Linked DNA regions of Homo sapiens: region 1 is linked to region 2. A link is an interaction called in ENCODE POLR2A ChIA-PET data of the cell type or tissue named here. Cell type or tissue: CD4-positive, alpha-beta T cell. All regions are shown on one strand. Each heading gives the region's core, and the rest is flanking DNA. Links, peaks and the distances in the headings are about the cores only.

Region 1 (8,592 bases), core at 334-5,333, 140 kb before region 2:
GACAAGCAGAAGAAAGACGATGATAAACTCTATGCACAGCGGAAGGAATCATTTTCTATATGTTTTATAATCCTGGTACAAGTCAAATTAAAAAAAAAAAAAAAGAGCCCAGTTCTATAAGACTCTATGAGGGAAATGGCTTATCATTTACATTAAGACTCCAAAGAAGTCTTACACCGCTATGTAAACCAACAAAAAGCTGTTCTGTCCCCTCTGTATTTATCTCATTCCTAGAAAATTAGCACATGAATCAATTGCCAGAAATCTCCTAAATTACCAAGCTCCATCAGGAATAAATTTATGCCTGAACTGAAATGGTTAATTATGAAATTTGAGACCCAAGAGACCAAGAGTTTTTCTGGGACCTCTTGGTCTAAACACTTTACAGAAGAAAAATTTCACTCTACCTTCATGGCAGAAATGAAAAAAGATAAGAGGCATTTAATATCCGATGTGTGGTATCAGATTGCAGATATAGGACCATCTCTGTCTGGTCATGGCATTCTTTTAAGCTGCTTCACTGGGCAGAGGCAACACCAAATTTTAATTCAGAAAGGCTTTTTTCAGGCCAAGCATAACTGGGAACTTGAGGAGGGGAGAGGGAAATTACAGCAACTCAGAATAAATGAATTCTGTGCTCTCTGTCCGCATAGCGTGATAAATCATGGCAGAGTCCATCTGACTCTCATATAATAACTCTGAAAATTATTTGGAACTCCTTAGTGGTGGGTACACAGGATAAGGAGGAAATCAGATTCCAGGAGGGAATTTTGCATATGAAAAGTGAAGTGACTTCAAACTCAAAGTATGTGCCGTTTCATTAGTCAGTGTGTATCTGGACGCCGTCACTCATCCCCGTGTCTGACTGGCTATTATGCTACTACAATATCCTACATATCAATGAAAAAAAATGATGAGTTTCTCCTGCAGCTTCCCTGTTTGTAGCAGCAGCCCGTACTGGTCTGTGCCACAACATTTTGCAATTCCACAAATTCTTGCTGTAAGGCTGGAGTAATTAATTCCTGAAGGACCCCAACTTTTATTAGAAGTGCCAGCCTGCAGCATTTACCACAGGAGAGTTTCTTGAACTTTCTTTGGGCTGACAGTTCATTAATAAGCGGCCTCCTCCACAATCTCTCTACTGGTTTTTGTTCTCCTGCGCCTTTTCATCAAGCAATCCATTTATTAATCTTACCATTAATCTCAGCCAACAGGCATTGTATTCCCCAGGCAGCTCTATATTTTTGTCACTAATTTTTTAAAAATTGTTCACCAACTAAAATCACTCAGCCCCAGTTGACAATTTTCCTAGGCCCTTTGGGGATATGGGATCTTTCTGAAATTATTTCATCCTTTCACAACTCAGAAAATCATAATTTTCAAGAGAACTGGGAAAGAAAGATGAGTGACAGACGCTGATGCAGAAGGGTGAATGAATCCCAAATATCTAACTTTATGAGTTGGAAATTTTCTCACAGACTTAAAGAATAGTCTGGTTGATTCCTAAGGTCTCTGTAAGGAAGTACCCCAAAGAGAAAATAAACATTTTTTTCCGTTAGACGGAGTCTCACTCTGTCGCCCAGGTTAGAGTGCAGTGGCGCTATTTCAGTTCGCTGCAACCTCAGTCTCCCATGCGCAAGCAATTCTCCTGCCTCAGCCACCCAAGTAGCTGGGACTACAGGCATCTGCCACCATGCCCGGCTAATTTTTGTATTTTTAGTAGACATGGGGTTTCACCATGTTGGTCAGGCTGGTCTCAAACTCCTAACCTCAGGTGATCCACCCGCCTCAGCCTCCCAAAGTGCTGAGATTACAGGCATGAGCCACCGTGCCTGGCCAATATTTTTAATGGCATTTTCTTGGCCCTCAGAAGGCAAATCTTCTCAAATACAAGGTCTATGTCTTACGTATATGACTTTTTCTAGTGTGTACTGTACTGTCTAATATGGTATACACTGGCCACATGTGACTCATGCCACACATTAAAATGATAAGATTTTTTGCTATATTGAGTCAAATATGCTATTTGAAAAATTAATTCCACAGCTTCTTATTTTTTGAATGTGGTTACTAGCAAATTTCAAATTACATGTATGGCTTGTGTTATGTTTCTATTGGACAGTGATGTTCTATAAGTTTTGGGACATTGAGCAAATCAGTTCAGCTCCCTGCCCCTCAGTTTTCTCATCTGTTCAATGGGAATATTAATCTCCATCAGTCTAACTGTACAGAAATGTTGTGAGGCCCATAAAAGGTAATGCCCTCAATGGCCCTTTGAAGATGATACAGATAATATACTTTAATTACTTTAATTTGTTCTAACCTACCAAATTTTGCACAGCACTTTCACACATTCTCAATACTGCTCACAACTTTGTGAGGCAGATGTAATTCTGAGTCCCCATTTATTAGATGAGGGTTGAGGCACAGAGAGATGCCCAGTGCTGGCATGCCTGAGCCCCCACCCTCACTCTGCCCTGCCCCTATGAAGGCATCCTGAGCCTCATCCTCTCATTACCATTTATATAATAATAATAATAACAATAATACAGACAAGAGTCTGGAGGTGAAAGAGAATATGCTCAAGGGAGCATCATGACCTACTCAGTCTCTAGAAAATGACGATGCTGCAAGATGCCCCATGTGTCCTCTTCAGCTCACTAAGGGCAGAGTGCCAAGATCCCAATAGAAGCCCCCTTTGCCATTCTAGCTGTCCTGATAGCTTAGCCTGCAAACTCTCAGAAGAGGAGAGAAGGTGGGGAGGATGTATGGGACAGAAGGACTTTCAGAAAATCCCCAAGCTACTAATAGGTTTCCTGAGGCCAGAGATAGGATCAGAGCACAGTTTTAACCACATCCTGCCTTTTGCTGGCTGGGGCTCCTCAGCTGCTCAGTCAGTGGGCCTGGCTGGCACGGCCTTTCAAATGGAAGTCAATGACAGCAATGACAATAACGGCTGCTGGGGAGGGGACAAAAATGTGAACTGGAGCTAAAAATACTGGGCCGAAGCATGCTCAGGCTCTGATCTCTTTGGGCAATCGCTCAACACCCAGCTCTCATCATGGAAGCCCATGGAAAGAGGCAGCTTCGTTCAAGGAATATAGAGCCTCTGGCAAATGAAGCATCTAATTACTCAATAACCACTGTAGGTGCCACCACCTCATTCCCAGAGGAGATCAGATAAGCAGGTGGTTTGGCTTACAGCGACCACTGTGGTCACGTAGGCATTTCAGCTCCAACCGTCTAACTCTGCCTGTTCGGAAGTGAACTTTCAAATTGCAGGCTGCCAAAATGTATTCCAAAAGTCATGGTGTCCTTTATATTTTTTAAGTAGATTTTTTTTAAAGTCACTTGTTTCCTATGTAAGAATGTTTGAAGTTGGAGGCAAAGGAAAGAGGAAAGAAACTTCTATAACTGGGATTAATGCAAGTTGGAGTAAAATAAAAGGAAGTCAGTCCTAGCAAAAAGGGGGAGCTTAAAAGGAAATCAGTAGTAGATCATATAGAGTTTGTTTTGGCCTGAACTGCAGTATTATTAAGTTCTCGACCTCTGCACAAAAAGAAAGGAAGAAAAAAAGCCTCAGCTGTTATCTAGATGAGAACTCCTCCACTCTTCAAACGCATGTGTGATTCAAGCACATTTTCATCTTTAAGTCTGTTTATTATATTCAGCAGAATAATTTGTGTCATCAAGGGAATAGAACCATCTAACCTGGCTGAGATCAGGGTCACCTCTGCCACGTAGCTGCTGGCTGGCCAGGTAACATCTTGGAAGAAGTAAAGAGCTGCCCCCAGAGGATAAAAAATAAAAAGGCTCAAAGTAGACATAACTGGCATCTGTGATTAGAATTCATGTTTCCAGCTTTTTCGGTAATAGCTGTGTCCCACACCAACAGAAAGGCCTCTGTGGGTGTACCTCTACCTAATAACTTAACAGAGGGTGCAGCCAGACTTCCACACACCCTTTTCCTGTGCTCCTCCCTTTGAGGTGCTTTGCAGCCTGCCTGCCTAGAAATTTCTGCCCAGCAGGCCATAATGAATAATTATTTCACAGTCACTCTCTTGGTATTGTAATTTCTCTCAAGCTCACCAGCTAACCAAAGAAAAACCCACTGGGGATTCCATTTCTATTAATAAACACTTGGTCAGCACAAAAGTTACAGGAATATTTGGAACTAGATTTTTCCTCCTCCCTGGAGACGAGTTTAATTCAAGCCTGTGGCTTTGATAACATTGCCCATCACCCTGGAAGCCGTTTCAGACCTTCCACCTTCTGCCTATCATTGCAGGAAACAAATATTGATTTTCTACTAAGGGAAAAGGCAGTGTACAATGTACATAGGTACACAAGTGAAAAGAGGCATTATTAATTACAATTTTATTTTCTTGGGCATGGGCTGTCATCTGATTTCTGTCTATGTTGAAGGCCAACCCAAGTGGTAGATCGGCACTTCCCACTGAGTTATGGAACCCAAGATTTCCCAGAAACTCTATGGCTGCTGAGGAAGTTTCTCTCATATGAAAAATAATCTACTTGTAACAGGCTCCACTGTCAATGTCACCATTTGTGAATCATCACATCCAGTTCAAAACAGACTAACATTGAATGATTGCTTCCAGAGTCGGAGTGGTTTCACCTGCTAACAGGCAAAAGTACAGCAAAAGGAAATATCTTCATTTAAATTCGTAGCACAGTTGCTAAAGAAGAATATGCAAACCTAATAAAAGAGCAAAAGGAAAGGGAAAGGGCTAGAATGCCTAAAAGAAACAATCAGTGTGCATGGGAATATTTTTCAAACGCAGTGCACAGAACTTTTCAAAGTAGCCATGAGGATCATATGTGAAGTCGGTATAGTCAAGGACTGGGGTCTCCGAGGAAGTCAGCAAAAAGATGAGGCAAAGGGACTCTGGGAAGGAAAGACAGCAGAAAAGGCCCAGCTAGCTGCCTTTTCTAGGTAGAAATTAGGGGGGAAATTGTGCCTAGTAAGGTTGGACCCCACTACTCCCTACACTGACAGAAGAACTTTTCCCTGGTACCTTCCCTCTGGGCAAGCCCAAACCAGGGTGGTCCTGGAAGCAGTCATTCTTTCTGGGTCTGGATGGACAGGGAGAAAGGTCTCTGCCCTGCAATTCTTTAGGTGCCTGGGCTGAACTTCACCCCAACAGTTCACACCCAGTGGTAAAGACAAAACTGGAGGAGTCTGGAGTTTGAAAGACAACTGCTCTGTGTGTTAGAACTTCAGGAGAATGCTCAAGCCTGCTTCTGATAATGGCCTTCAGGGAAAACGCTGTCCCAAACCACTAAGAACTTTCTGTTGAAAGCTACAGGTAAAACTAATGGATAACTGACTTCTTTCACAACTGTGGGAAATAGGAGACCATCCTTGAGTGAGACTGAGGACAGATGCCACCTTCACAAAGAGAATGGCACTTATCCATCTAGAGAGAAAGCAAGTGCAGAGGGTAGGAGGATGGATTCTGGAGCTGTATTGCCTGAATTTGAACACCACTTCCGTCCCTTAACTGTGTCACACTGGGGAAATTTACTTCTCAGGGCCTGAGTTTCCTCCTCTGTAAAATGGCAGTGATAACCTGTTGTGTCCTTCAGAGAGTCACTAGGTAGATTAAATAAGTCAACACTTGTAAAGTGCTTACAGTGGTACCTGGTGCATGTTAAGTCTACATAAGCATGTGCTCTTATGATTTATGAGCAAAAGTGATACATTGGCCTGGTGCGGTGGCTCACGCCTGTAATTCCAGCACTTTGGGAGGCCCAGGCGGGTGGATCACAAGGTCAGGAGTTTGAGACCATCCTGGCTAACACGGTGAAACCCCCTCTCTACTAAAAATACAAAAAATTAGCCAGGCGTGGTGGCACATGCCTGTAGTCCCAGCTACTTGGGAGGCTGAGGCAGGAGAATCTCTTGAACCCGGCAGGCAGAGGTTGCAGTGAGCCAAGATTGCACCATTGCACTCCAGCCTTGCAACAGAGCGAGATGCCATCTCAAAAAAAAAAAAAAAAAAAAGTGATACATTGCCTATACAAGGGGAGTAATCAGATAGGGAATCCTGCGTGGTCTGGTGTCACTCAGTGATTCAGAGCACAGCTGGGCTGTGAAGTCAGAGAGACTAAGGATCAAATCCTGATTCTGATTCTCACTTGCTGTGTGACTTTGAGCAAGTTACTTTGAGACTCTGAACTTAAACTAGAAATTATAGTACCTGCCTCAACGAGTAGTCAAAAGGGTTAAATGGGTAAACTGAGTGAACCATTTAACGTCATGCACAGCAACATATAGTCAGCATGCAATAAATTCCAGTTATTACATTATAAGGACTCATGCTGTCATCCAACAATGATCACTGGGTTCCGTAAGGGCAGACACCTGGTTTCAGAAACCCTAGTGACCTTTACACAAAACTCCACCCACCTTGTATATGAGAGGAGAGGGTAAGGAGGATAGAGAAAACCACCTCCTGTCATTTCCCATAAGTTGCTGATTGAATGTATTTTCTATTCACTGTTGTTCATAGCCACAACAAATATATATGCAGCTGCAACTCCTCAGAACTGTCACCTGAGAGAAAGGAGGGAATTGTGCAGGGGACAAGGGAAGAACTGGGATTTTGAGAATGTCCTCAAAGCACACTCCACACTGTATTTTGCTTATTTAATGTCAGATCTGTACCATTACCTTTCTTTAGACTGACAAGGGAAAGTATATCCAAAGACTGGGAAGAGGCCCAGCACAGCGGCTCACACCTGTAATCCCAGCACTTTTCGAGGCCAAGGTGGGCAGATTACCTGAGATCAGGAGTTTGAGACCAACCTGGCCAACATGGTGAAACCCCGTCTCTACTAAAAATACAAAAATTAGCTGGGCATGGTGGCCAGCACCTATAATCTCAGCTACTTGGGAGGCTGAGGCACAAGAATCACTTGAATCTGGGAGATGGAGTTGCAGTGAGCCAAGATTGTGCCACTGCACTCCAGCCTGGGCGACAGAGTGAGACTGTCTCGAAAAGAAAAAAAAAAAAAAAAAAAGACTGGGGAAGAAAAAGTTTGGTGAGGGAGGGGGAGAAAAAGCTGGGCAGTCAGCCTCAGAGGGTCAAATGCAACAAGGCAAACAAAATACAAGCAAGCTTTCCCCAGAAAGTCCCAAACTTTAGAGAGAAAAAATGAATGAAACCAGGGACCAGTAGAAGCACCACTGAATACCTAAAATCCAAAAGTTAGGGTGTTAAGCAATTAAAGTTTAGTCCTATTTTTTATGCTTCTTCAACCATTACATTCACAAAAGCATTTAAATACCCTTTCAAACTTGTTTAGGAGTAGGAAAGAGGGAAACCATATAACTGTAGTAATGTTGGTGCACAGACCCAGGTTTAAAACATTCCTACACCTGCCCATTCATCTTTAGACTGCAAGGGAAGCACATGATCTTTGAAAACTGAATGGAAATGTTAATTTAGAGTGAATGGAGCTTTCAAGATCCAGACAGCACAAATTCCAAGGGAACAAACTCTTCCTACAGGGGTCACAAATTCTTTTTTGAGATGTTACTACTTGGGAAATTTTCTGTGAGAGGGAAAAATAGTATTTTTATTGGATTTGTGTAAAAATAACAGGACCAAAGAAAGTTCCTCAATTATAAAGAAAGAAGATAGAAATAAACAAATACTTCTGAAAGGTGAATTTGATGAAGTGCTTAATACAGTGGCCAATCAGAAGCTGGATTAGAAAACGTGAAAATTTATGTGATGTTTCCTACTTCCCTAGCAACCACAAAATCAGACCTAAGTCAAAATCCACCATAGGCACCCTGGAGAATTGCTATTAAACCAGTGGTAATGATCGCTTTTTCCTGGACTCCTCTTTCAAGGCTGCCAGGTCCTCTGATGGACCCCTTCCTAGGGTCCCACAGGGTGAGTCTCGGCTTGGGAGAGGGAAGTAACGGATGTGTGTGTAGCTTCGAGTCACTGAGGCACCAGACTGCAAGGTCTTCCAGTCCCCAACCCCCAAGAACACCTCCCATATCGACAGTGCCCACTCCCGCATCAAGGTCTTCTCTCAGCCTAGTGTGACACACCAACTGAGTCCACAGGGAGCTAAGGAGGAAGGGGTGGACCAAGGTCATTACGTGGGAACCATTCCAACAGCCCGCCTGATGGCTACTAGAATAACAGCAATGACACCCTGGCAATGGGCAGGAGCAGCTACACAAGAAGAATGGCAATGGCCCCGCTGCCAGTTTTGCTAGGGAAGGAGATTCACCTCAGAGAATAGGTGCGAATCCTGCCCCCATTCCAAAGACTTTACCCACCGAAGGGAGGCGCTGAGGTGGCAGGCTTGGGGCAGCATGCCGCGCCTGTGGTGCAGAACAGGAATGATTTCTAGCTAGGGACGCAGAAAAAGAAGGATGGGGAGGTGCGACCATTGGTGTTCTTGCCCACCGCCTGCCTCCACCCGCCCAAAAAAAGTGTGATGAGGAATCCAAGTTTCGAATAGATAAACCGGATGTTCCGGGGGAAAAAAAGGAAAAAAAAAGGTTTCTCCAGTCCGCGCGCCTCAGGCGTTAGAAATAGAAGGGGC
Region 2 (11,544 bases), core at 3,235-8,234:
AATCAGGAGAGGAAAAAGAAGCCCAGCATTCACTGATGAGCAGCAAGTGTGATGTCTTGGGTTAAGAGAAAATGGCCTTGTTCATTTTCACGTTACCGCCTTCTCTCCCTCTCTCCCTTTTCTTCCAATAACCTTGACCTCTCTCCCCCACACACATTCAGTTGGGTAGCTCCTATACCTACATAAATTTGGCTTTTATTCACCAACCATCATTCAGAAACTCAAAACTGTACTGTTAAAAGAAAAGAAAAAAGATACTGAGCTGTGCCTCTGACAAGATATATACAAAGTTACTCAAAGCATCACTGTGTTCTCAAAGAAGGATGGGAGGCAATGTGGATTCACCATATATGTTCCCATATCCTGAGGCTTTAGCCACTAATCCAGGAGGCTTCTTTCTCCAATGTAACTCATTCCTACCTCATTCATGGTATACCTGTAGCTAGGGATGAATGATTCTTAAACCTGCAGCCAAGATATGAATGAAAAAGTTTCCCCAAATTTAAAAAATAATTGGCTAGCCTAGAAGCTATTGTTGTGGGCCAGATTTCATGGATTATTCTTTTTTTCCCTTTAGGGCAAGAGGTATACTAATTTAGAAAGGTAGAAAACTGGTATCTTAGTTTTCTGATATCTTGTTTCCGTTTTTCAAAGGTACAGGTCAAGTGGCCAGGTGCAGTGGCTCACGCCTATAATCCCAGCACTTTGGGAGGCCGACACGGGTGGATCACCTAAGGTCAGGAGTTCGAGACCAGCCTGCCCAACATGGTGAAACCCCAACTCTACTAAAAATACAAACATTAATTGGGCATGGTGGCGGGCGCCTGTAATCCCAGCTCCTCAGGAGGCTGAGATGGGATAATTGCTGCAACCCGGGAGGCGGAGGTTGCAATGAGCTGAGATCGCACCACTGCACTCCAGTCTGGGCACAAGACTCCATCTAAAAAAAAAAAAGCCTGGGCGGAGGCCGAGGCAAGAGGATCACAAGGTCAAGAGGTCGAAACCATCCTGGTCAACATGGTGAAACTCCGTCTCTACTAAAAATACAAAAATTAGCTAGGAATGGTGGTGCATGCCTGTAGTACCAGCTACTTGGGAGGCTGAGGCAGGAGAATCGCTTGAACCCAGGAGGCAAAGGTTGTAGTGAGCCGAGATCATGCCACTGCACTCCAGCCTGGCGACAGAGTGAGACTCCGTCTCAAGAAAAAAAAAAAAAAAAAAAGAGTACAGGTCAAGGATAACGACCTGAATTTCCCACTCCACTTTGTAGTTGAATACCCAGTTTAATGAAATAAGAGACTTCAAGAACATTCATGTTACATTGGGTGAATGTAAGTGGAAATAATTTTTAAATCTTTCAAGTTACTATTTTTTCTAAAATTCCAAATCCATTCATGTAAGCCTTAGACCAGATCATTTGAATCATTGAGAAACTAAAACAACTAATGTCTGGCATAAATTTGAAAGCCCTTCAGCAACTGCAACAAAGCAAACAAAATGATGGAGAATGCAGCAGGGAACGAGGGAGGGGAGAGCAGGCTAGAGCTAAATAGTTGTCTCTTTCTGGGAAGGTTTCCTGTTGGAGGAACATTTAGAGCTATGAGGGAGAGAGGGAATGCCCACTCAGCTGGTATAATCAATTCAAAGGGTCAGTAGTGTGGCAAAGGATACCAACAGATGACCCTCAGTTCCAGTTATTTATTGCTGCATAACAAGCGATCACAAGACTCAGTGGCTTAAAACAATAGCTCTTTTTCTTACATCTCACAATTTTGTGGGTCAGGATTTTGACCAGGGTATAGCTGTTCCATGTGGTGTCAACAGAGGTCACTTGGAAGTATTCAGCTGGTGGGTGAGCTTATCTGCAGGATCCAAGATGGCGTCACTCAAATGTCAGGAGACTTGACATGAGGACATGAGGGATGGCTGTAAGGCAAGGCTCAGCTACATTTGTCGACGAAAATGCCTTCATGGGGCTTCTTCAGCATGGAAGCTTGAGGGGTGTGACTTCTTACAAGAGCCACGGCATCAGTGATCAAGGGGGAATCTGTATGACCTTTTATGATGTAGATTTGGAGGTCACATACCATCACTTTCCTGTACTTTTTGTCAAAGCAGTGATAAGCCTGCCCATTTTCAAACAGAAGTGATACAGACCCCATCTCTTGAAGGGATAAGTGTCAAAGAATTTGTGGCCATCTTTAAAAACTGCCACACCATAAAACTCATGAAATACTTCTAGAAATGGTGGAGCTCAGTAATTAACTACTGGTTACCAAGTGAATGTAAACTCAAACAAATGTACCTTATTTCTCAGTGTATATATATAAATACATATTTGAAATAAAAACTTCTTCTTCCTCTTCTTCCTCTTCCTCTTCCTCTTCTTCTTCCTCTTCTTCTTCCTCTTCTTCTTCTTCTTCCTCTTCTCATTCTGTCACCCAAGCTGGAGTACAGTGGAATAATCATAGCTCACTGCAGCCTCCTACTCCTAGGCTCAAGCAATCTTCCCACCTTAGCCTCCTATAGAACTAAATAAGAATGTGCCACCACACCTGGCTAATTTAAAATTGTTTTTTCTAGAGATGGGGCTCCCTATGTTTGCCCAGGCTGGCCTCAAACTCCTGGCCTCAGGCAGTCCTCTGGCCCTGGCCTCCAAAAATGATGGGATTACAGGCATGAGCCACCATGCCCAGGCAAAAGTTGGATATTCTTATTCACATTATATTCAGATGTACAAAATAAGTCCTTTAAAATTTTGTTACTCAACTTGGCAAAAATTCAGTTACTTTTTTTAATATTACATCACAGCCATGTCTTATTTTATTGCCATCTACTTTGTAAAATAAGCAAACAATGGTATCTACTGTCAACTACATGACAATAAATTGTAGCTTTTGCTAAGAGCAATATACTATCTCTTATTGTAAAGTATTTTTCATGTTAGGATTTTATGCACTTCCTCTGAAAAATAGATAATGAGTGAAGTACAAAATGTTTCCGTATCTATGAATTTCATTACATGGGGGAACAAATTAGTGCTGTTAGAAGCAGCAGTCATAGTTCGTTTAATGGCTTTGTACCATATCACCTTCATTTCTTTACTTACCACTTCCCAAATCCTGCCCACAACTTTGCAAGGAGGTTATTAAATTTTTATTAACTAATAAAATAAATTAAAATTTGGAAAAGATTTTTTTGAAAAAGAATGATATAAAATGAGGTTCTTACACATAAAGTTATTCACTGTCCATATTGATCTCTCTGCTCTGGCAGCAGCTGAGATTTGCATACAGTTAATAAAAATAAAATTGGCAAGAATTTGAAAAGTGGAGACCCTGGAATAGTCTGGCTCATCAGAGAAAATGGCAGCCTCACACCATCTTAAGGGGACTTCTTAAGCACTTGATTCTCTTAGATGATGTGTTCCTGGATAACCTCTCTCTAGCCTTTTATATGTAGGTCAATTAAATATAAATATTCTTGTGGAATGACTGCTAATGGGTACAGGGTTTCTTTTGGGGGTGATGAAAATGAAATTAGATAGTGGTGATAACTGCACAACCTTCTGAAAAAAACACTGAACTATACATTTTTAAAAAGTTAATTTTATAGTATGTGGATTATATTTTAATAAAAATATAAACATGCTATTAATAATATATGATCCTTATAGAAGAATGTGGAAAAGAAATGTTAACAACTAAAAACCTTTAAAAATACGTTAACAAGTGAAATTATTATATACAGTCTGTGTAGAGCACAATCTAATTTATATTTTCTACCACGTGTTGACAGTACCAGCAACAGTGAGGTATTAAATTCTGCAGTCAGGCAAAATGAATACTGAGTTAATCTTTGCCACTTGTCCCCACTTACAATCACCACGCCAACCACCCTCCCTAAACTGCTCATTAAAATGTCATGGAAAGAATGTGACCTGGCCTCTACAGCCTTGCTTTAATAAGACTATCAGCACGACCAAATCAATATGTAAACCCACATACTCCATTTTTATCAACTATTCAAAGTAGTGTTTATGTTGAAACTCATTTGAAGCCACAGCTCCAAAAAAAATGCCCACTAACCTGAGAATTGCTGCTCATAGCTGTTAGCATTTGCTTATTTAACATGGATAGCTTCCTTTTTTGCCTTTTCTTCACTTCAATGGTTTTATCCATTATTAAGGCTCACCTTGTGTTAAAAAATACATTTTTATTGGTCTCTTCACTCCCAAAAGGCCACAAGAATGCCTGCCAATAACTAGTACTTAGAGAATATGATTTGCTACTAAAATACTGAGATGATCACAAAAAAGTCTTTCGAACTCCAAGCATAAATTGTCAAAGAAAAGTTCATGAATTAAGTCATCAAATACTAGCGTTGTAGCCATAATATAATAGCCTCCACTACACTCTTCCATCACAAAAACATTGTCCCATTTTCACCACTGGAAATCAATCTATGCTGGATTTGCCTCTGAAAATAGAAGGGACCATGGTGCTGCTAAGGGCACTGAGAGAGCAGATCAAAGTCATATACAGCAGCGCAGCAAATAGGGCAGCAGCTCACTGTGAGTCGAGGGCACAGACACTGAAGTAGTGAAGTAGTGAAGTCATCGGGGGTGTGCTCTTGTCTGCAGCGCTCCCTCTCTGGTGTTCTCAGACCCCTGGTGGCTCTGACCACCCTTGCGATGCCTGGAGCCCTTTGATGTGTCTCCCCAGCCAAGCTGTCACCTCTGACCATGCCCCAAGCTTCCAAATTAGTCCTCCCATATCCCTATCAAAGCTCCAATTTCCTCATTGACCCCTCCCCATAGATGTTAGAAAAGTGATATAGAACGCGTACATGATGATGCTTTGAAAACTGCACAGCTCTATATAAATGGCCTTTGTTATCGTAACCAACATGTTAATCCTCAGTGTGGTTTATATGCATATTAAAAGAGGCTGCTTGCGGTGATACCTTGACCTGAGGAATAAATCTCTAGTGGTAGAATGGTAAATGGGAGGAACGTTTTGGGAAACGGAGGTTTCCCAGCCAGCCAGCCAGCCAATTAGCTATAAATCACAAGGTATAGGTGTCATCTATTCTGCAACTTTGTTAAACATACAAGGCTTCTGAATTTCATTGGTTTGTAGTTAGACGTTGAACTTAGCATCTTGAGTGTTAAATTGCTTATTATTGGGTGGATACTATCCACATGGCTTAAAAAATGTCTATCACCTCAGTAAGTTTTCCACTATATTTATCAAAAATGTATTATTTTATTGGAGCATTGGTTGTCCAAGGGTGTCCCTTCTACCTTGGCCCTTTGTTTAACTCACCAGGCACCATGACCTAACTCTTCATGAAAAGAAGGCACAAACAGCAGTAGCCTCCTGGGTCCCAGATTGTCTCATCACTTGTGTCATCTTTCGCTCTGTGGTCTCAGATTCTCGGCTCCACATCCTGACTTCAGTTATGTTAGTTATGCTACTGTCTCTTCTGTTTGAAGATCCACCCACACGTATCTCCTGGCTTTTTGAGCTTTGGAATTTCACAAGATTCTAAACTCCATTCCTTCTCTCAGTTTTGGTACCCCATTTAGTTTCTGATGAGAAGCTCCTTTAAATCCACTCCTTTAAATTCAGTCTTACCTTGGCCTGCCACAGTGGCTCACACCTGTAATCCCAGCACTTTGGCAGGCCAAGGCGGATGGATCACTTGAGGTCAGGAGTCTGAGACCAGCCTGGCCAATGTGGTGAAACCCTGTCTCTATTAAAAACACACAAAAGGCCAGGAGAGGTGGCTCATGCCTGTAATCCCAGCACTTTGGGAGGCTGAGGCAGGTGGATCACCTGAGGTCAGGAGTTCAAGACCAGCCTGGCCAACATGGCGAAACCCTGTCTCTACTAAAAATACAAAAATTAGCCAAGCATGATGGCACGTGCTTGTAATCCCAGGTACCAAGGGGCTGAGGCAGGAGGATCACTTGAACCTGGGAGGTGGAGGTTGCAGTGAGCCAAGATTGTGCCACTGCACTCCAGCCTAGGCAACAGAGCGAGACTCTGTCTCAAACACACACACACACACACACACACACAACTAGATGGGTGTGGTGGCGCATGCCTGTAATCCCAGCTACTTGGGAGGCTGAGGCAGGAGAATCACTTGATCCTGGGAGGCAGAGGTTGCAGTGAGCCGATATCGTGCTGCTGCATTCCAGTCTGGGTGACAGAGCAATGCTTTGTCTCAAAAAAAAAAAAAAAAAAAAAAAGGAAAAAAAGAAACAAAATCCTACCTTTAACACTATCGATGGTTACATGAGATAATAATTTGTTATGTAATGGCCTACTTAACCGCATTTTACTGGGACAACCTGAGAAAATGATTCTTTTATTTTGTAACATTATAAACACTATTTAACCAAACTTATATGGTGCCAAAAGCATGACATATGATTGCATGTGTTAAACAGAAGGTATTTTCATCAGCTGTTATTTAAGGCCTCACATTTAACTTCGGGAGACACTCTGTCATTACCGTTGAAGCTTGCTGTGCAAGTAGCAGTGGAAATAATGCCCCTTTTTTTTTTTGGAAAAAATAAGATGCTTTTTGACACTTCAAATATCAAGATAAATTCAGCCAATTTAGACTTGGCCCATCTTTATACAACATTTTTAAAAGAGGAGGGCACTGTTATTGGTATTGTACTTTATGTGTGCGTGGTTGGAGGCAGTTCATTTAAGGGATAAACATCAAGGCTAAATCTGTGGTTTTATAAATGTAAACAAACTGGTTTGATTTTAGCTATGACCAAACAGATATGCTCGGAAGAAATCTTTGTTCCATCCCGATCCATGTAACTTCCAATTTCCAAGTGGTAGACACGATAGATTAGCACTCAGCACTCAGCATCAGTCCAAGTTCTTTCTAAATAGTAGCGTTCTTATACAGCAGAGGCCAGGAAGCAGAAATGACAGCTCCTAGAGTCACTTGAAGCTAAGTTTGTGATTTCCTAGCATTGCTGTAACAAATTACCACAAATTAGGTGGCTTAAAACAATAGAAATGGCCCAGCACAGTGGCTCACGCCTGTAATCCCAGCACTTTAGGAGGCTGAGGTGGGTGGATCACGAGGTCAGGAGTTCAAGACCAGCCTGGCCAAGATGGTGAAATCCCATCTCTACTAAAAATACAAAAATTAGCTGGGTGTGGTGGCGCACATCTGTAATCTCAGCTACTCGGGAGGCTGAGGCAGGCGAATCACTTAAACCCGGGAGGCAGAGGTTGCAGTGAGCAGAGATTGCCATTGCACTCCAGCCTGGGCAACAGAGCAAGACTCCATCTCAAAAAAAAAAAAAAAAAAAAAAAGAAAAGAAAAGAAAACAAAAGAATAGAAGAGAAAAGAAAAGAAAAGAAAACAATAGAAATGTATTATCTCACAGCTCTGGAGGCCAGAGGTCCAAAATCAATGTGTTGGCCGGGCTGTGCTCTCTCTGGGGGCTCTAAGGGAGATTCCTTCCTTGCCTCTCCTAGTTCCCCATGCTGCTAGGCATTCTTTGGTTTGCGGCTGCATCACTCCAATTTCCACCTCTGTCTTCACATGACCTTCCCTTCTCTCTGTGTCTTCTCCTCTTCTGTCTCCTGTAAGGACACTTATCATTGGATTTAGGGCCCACTCAGGTAATCAGGATGATCTCACTTGAAATTCTTAACATAAATGCATTTGCAAAGGCCTTTTTCTCCCCAAATAATGTCACATTCTTGGGTTCCCGGTGGACCAGTCTTCTGGGGAGCCAGCCTTCAACCCACTGCGCCAGGGCTTCTGGATGTGAACTAGGCTCTGTCCATGAGATGCACTGTGTGGAGTTGCAAGGCAGAAGTGAGGAGGGAGCCATCTTTCTACTGCTCTGGCTGAAGCTGTTGGCCATCACAGGTATGGAGACCTTGGGATTTACTGAAGCAAATTAACGGGGGACAGCCTTTAAATTAGTGAAGGTCAAAGGCAATTGCAGGGCTGTGCAGTGGCTTCTTGATTTCAAGAGTGCAGCTCCAGCTCTGTGTTCTTCAAATCAACAGGGGCCTGATGATCCCCACCTTCCCGAGTGGAGCAGATGCAGCTCCCTTTTGAGTCAGTTCTTCGGTGTTGTGCTGGGAGCTTCTAGGGTCCAACCTAGAACCTACAACTTTAGTATATAATTCCCTGTATTAAATCCCTTTCTGCTTAAAATAATAAGTTAGTCCTGTTTCCTGCAACTGAACTCTGCCAATACATTTTTTGTTGTTGTTGTTGCAGCTGAAAGTAAATTTTTAATATTTAAAATAGTATAATTTTACCCAGCACTTTGGGAGGCCGAGGCGGGTGTAACACTTGAGGTCAGGAGTTCGAGCCAAACCTGGCCAATGTGGTGAAACCCTGTCTCCACTAAAAATACAAAAATTAGCCAGGCGTGGTCGTTTGCACCTGTAATCACAGCCACTCAGGAGGCTGAAGCAGGAGAATTGCTTGAACCGGGGACGTAGAGGTTGCAGTGAGCCGAGATAGTGCCACTGCACTCCAGCCCAGGCAACAGAGCAAGACTCTGCCTCAAAAATAAATAAAATAAAATAAAATAACATAAAATAAAATAGCATCACTTTAGATTCAGCTCTGTATACTGTTTTAGGTTTGGCTCATGGTAAGTAGGCCAAAAAATGATTTGAATAATGAAACACAAGAGTTTTTTTTTTTTTTTAGACGGAGTCTCGCTGTTTCGCCAGGCTGGAGTGCAATGGCGCGATCTCAGCTCACTGCAACTTCCACCTCCCTGGTTCAAGCAATTCTCCTGCCTCAACCTCCCAAGTAGCTGGGACTACAGGAGTGTGCCACCACACCCAGCTAATTTTTGTATTTTTAGTAGAGACAGGGTTTCACCATGTTGGCCAGGTGGGTCTTGAACTCCTGACCTCATGTGATCTGCCCACCTCGGCCTTCCAAAGTGCTGGGATTACAGCGTGAGCCACCGTGCCCAGCCTAGGAGATTTTTTTAGGGTGATAAAACTATTCTGTATGATAGAGTAATGGTGGATACATGATGCTATACATTTGTTAAAACTCACAGAATTTCACAGCACCAAGGGTGAACCTTAATGTATGCAAATCTTTAAAAACTCACTTAGGAAGCTGGGGATCTTCTGAAGAATATGACCAAAGAATCTAATCTATTGCAATTATATAAAACAAGCCCAGGCACGGTGGCTCACGCCTGTAATCCTAGCACTTTGGGAGGCCGAGGCTGGCGGATCACCTGAGGTCAGGAGTTCAAGACCAGTCTGGCCAACACGGTGAAACCCTGTCTCTACAAAAATACAAAAATTAACGGCGTGGTGGCCTGCATCTGTAGTCCCAGCTACTTGGGAGGCTAAGGAAGAAGAATTGCTTGAACCCAGGAGGTGGAGGTTGCAGTGAGTCAAGATCATGCCATTGCACTCCAGCCTGGGCAACAGTGTGAGACTCTGTCTCAAAAAAAAAAAAAAATTAGCAGGGCGTGGTGGTGGGCACCTGTAATCCCAGGTACTTGGGAGGTTGAGACAGGAGAATCCCTTGAACCTGGGAGGCAGAGGTTGCAATCAGCTGGGATCGTACCACTGCACTCCAGCCTGGGCAATAGAGCAAGACTCCATCTCAAAACAAAACAAAATAACTATATGAAACAACCTCACTGAAGGATTGGGAAGGAAACATGCCAACCTAAGTAAATTTGAACATGAGCAGAATCTCTAAAATTAAAGGCAAAAGGAACTTTTTTTAAAAAGTATTTTTAAAAATTCCCTTTTAAGTAATTATTTCTTTTCTTCATTCTTACCTGGGGCATTCTGTGTAGAAGATATGAGTCCTGTCTTTTTCTCATAAATAAACTGCATATTCTCAAAAATGTAAAAGGTTTTCCTAAGCTAATGCAAGGGTTGTAAAATGGTGGTTCAAGGGCCTGATTCAGCCTACAGATATATTTTATTTAGTCTTCACAATGTTTTAAGAATACTGGAGTTAGTTGTTTATGTTTCAAAAATCTGAGGATTATGTACAGAGATATGGATTCCCAGCTTTTCTGAAGAAAATCAGAAGCTCTAACAGGACTAAGCCCATATTCACATCTGATAGTGTGCACGGCAACGGTGGTTATAGCTAAGAAGATGCTGGACTCTTTTTTTTTTTTTTTTTTTTAAGAGATGGAGTCTCGCTCTGTCACCCAGGCGAGAGTGCAGTGGTGCGATCTCGGCTCACTGTAACCTCCGCCTCCCGGGTTCCAGCAATTTTCCTGCCTCAGCTTCTTGAGCAGCTGGGACCACAGGCGCACGCCACCACACCCGGCTAATTTTTTGTATTTTAGTAGAGACGCGGTTTCACCGTTTTACCCAGGCTGGTCTCGAACTCCTGAACTAAGGCAATCTACCCACCTCGGCCTCCCAAAGTGCTAGGATTACAGGCGTGAGCCACCGCGCCCGGCCGATGCTGGACTCTTTAGAGAAGGTTTGTTACTCAGTTTGTCACAATTTCCACTGATTAGGCCCACATCACTCACGTAAGTTACCTGCATGCCCCACACGCATCTGACTTTGCAATCACCACGATATTGGGAAGATTCAGGACAATCCAGCACTGCCCCCATCTGACAGCTTCCTCTTACCCGTGTTTCCCAACGCTTCCTAACTTGCTTACTGTTTTCCCAGAGGAAAAAAACCTGACAATGTGTGACTTCAAATAGCATCCTTTGCATTTCAGAGAACATCTAAAAAAGACTATCTAACTGAAAGCAGTGACTTTTTTTTTTTTTTTTTTTTTTTTTTTTTTTTTTTTGAGATGGAGTCTCGCTCTGTCTCCCAGGCTGAAGTACAGTGGAAAGATCTCGGCTCACTGCAAGCTCCGCCTCCTGGGTTTTACGCCATTCTCCTGCCTCAGCCTCCCGAGTAGCTGGGACTACAGGAGTGCACCACCTACGCCCGGCTAATTTTTTGTATTTTTAGTAGAGACAGGGTTTGACTGCGTTAGCCAGGATGGTCTCGATCTCCTGACCTTGTGATCTGCCCGCCTTGGCCTCCCAAAGTGCTGGGATTACAGGCGTGAGCCACCGCGCCCAGCCAAAAGCAGTGACTTTTTAATGACAACCATCTAAGCACCATAGGCCTATCCTTGCCCACAAGAGTTTACCTCACTATTCTACCTATTTATGAGCTAGGTGTTAGGCATATTCTCTGTATTGAAGCTTGAGAGGTAGTATGTTCTTAATCAGAATCAAGATTCTTTTTTTCCCCTTAACATAGGCGTAATAATAGCGAAACAGACCAACTAGTGAGTCTTTAGTGCTGAAAACTACTCGTTAAATTTATTGGTTCTTTGATGTCCGATTCATGGCAAACTCTCATGGTTATTTTGCCAAAGGAAGTCAAAGTCATCATGTTGCATTTTTTAATGGGGATTGATACACTTTTATGAAAGGAACTTAGTGGGATTTTTAAAGAACATCCATTTCTCTTCTTCCTAAGTACAGTAACCTTGCCGTGGCCCCTCCAGGCCACTCAA

Evidence for each region. ChIA-PET counts read pairs that join two places held together with the same protein. Peaks named below come from ENCODE experiments on the same cell type or tissue, not always from the same donor. Only the 100,000 strongest peaks of a DNase experiment are listed, where the experiment ranks them.
Region 1: POLR2A ChIA-PET joins it to region 2 with 7 read pairs; 3 of 35 experiments call an interaction of 5 or more read pairs at or near these places.

Annotation. Positions count from the first base shown.
Region 1 is chr11:32,418,156-32,426,747 of GRCh38, forward strand. The region is part of intron 3 of WT1 (WT1 transcription factor); the gene reads right to left. Among named protein-coding and RNA genes, the nearest start is that of WT1-AS, 13 kb to the right of the region's middle. RefSeq lists silencers at 2,889-2,938, 6,358-7,145, 6,679-7,145 and an enhancer at 8,534-8,592. In CD4-positive, alpha-beta T cell, for the core only: no CTCF peak of the experiment used is centred there; DNase peaks (open chromatin) are centred at 2,876 and 3,196.
Region 2 is chr11:32,551,430-32,562,973 of GRCh38, forward strand. No RefSeq gene overlaps it. Among named protein-coding and RNA genes, the nearest start is that of EIF3M, 27 kb to the right of the region's middle. In CD4-positive, alpha-beta T cell, for the core only: no CTCF peak of the experiment used is centred there; no DNase peak of the experiment used is centred there.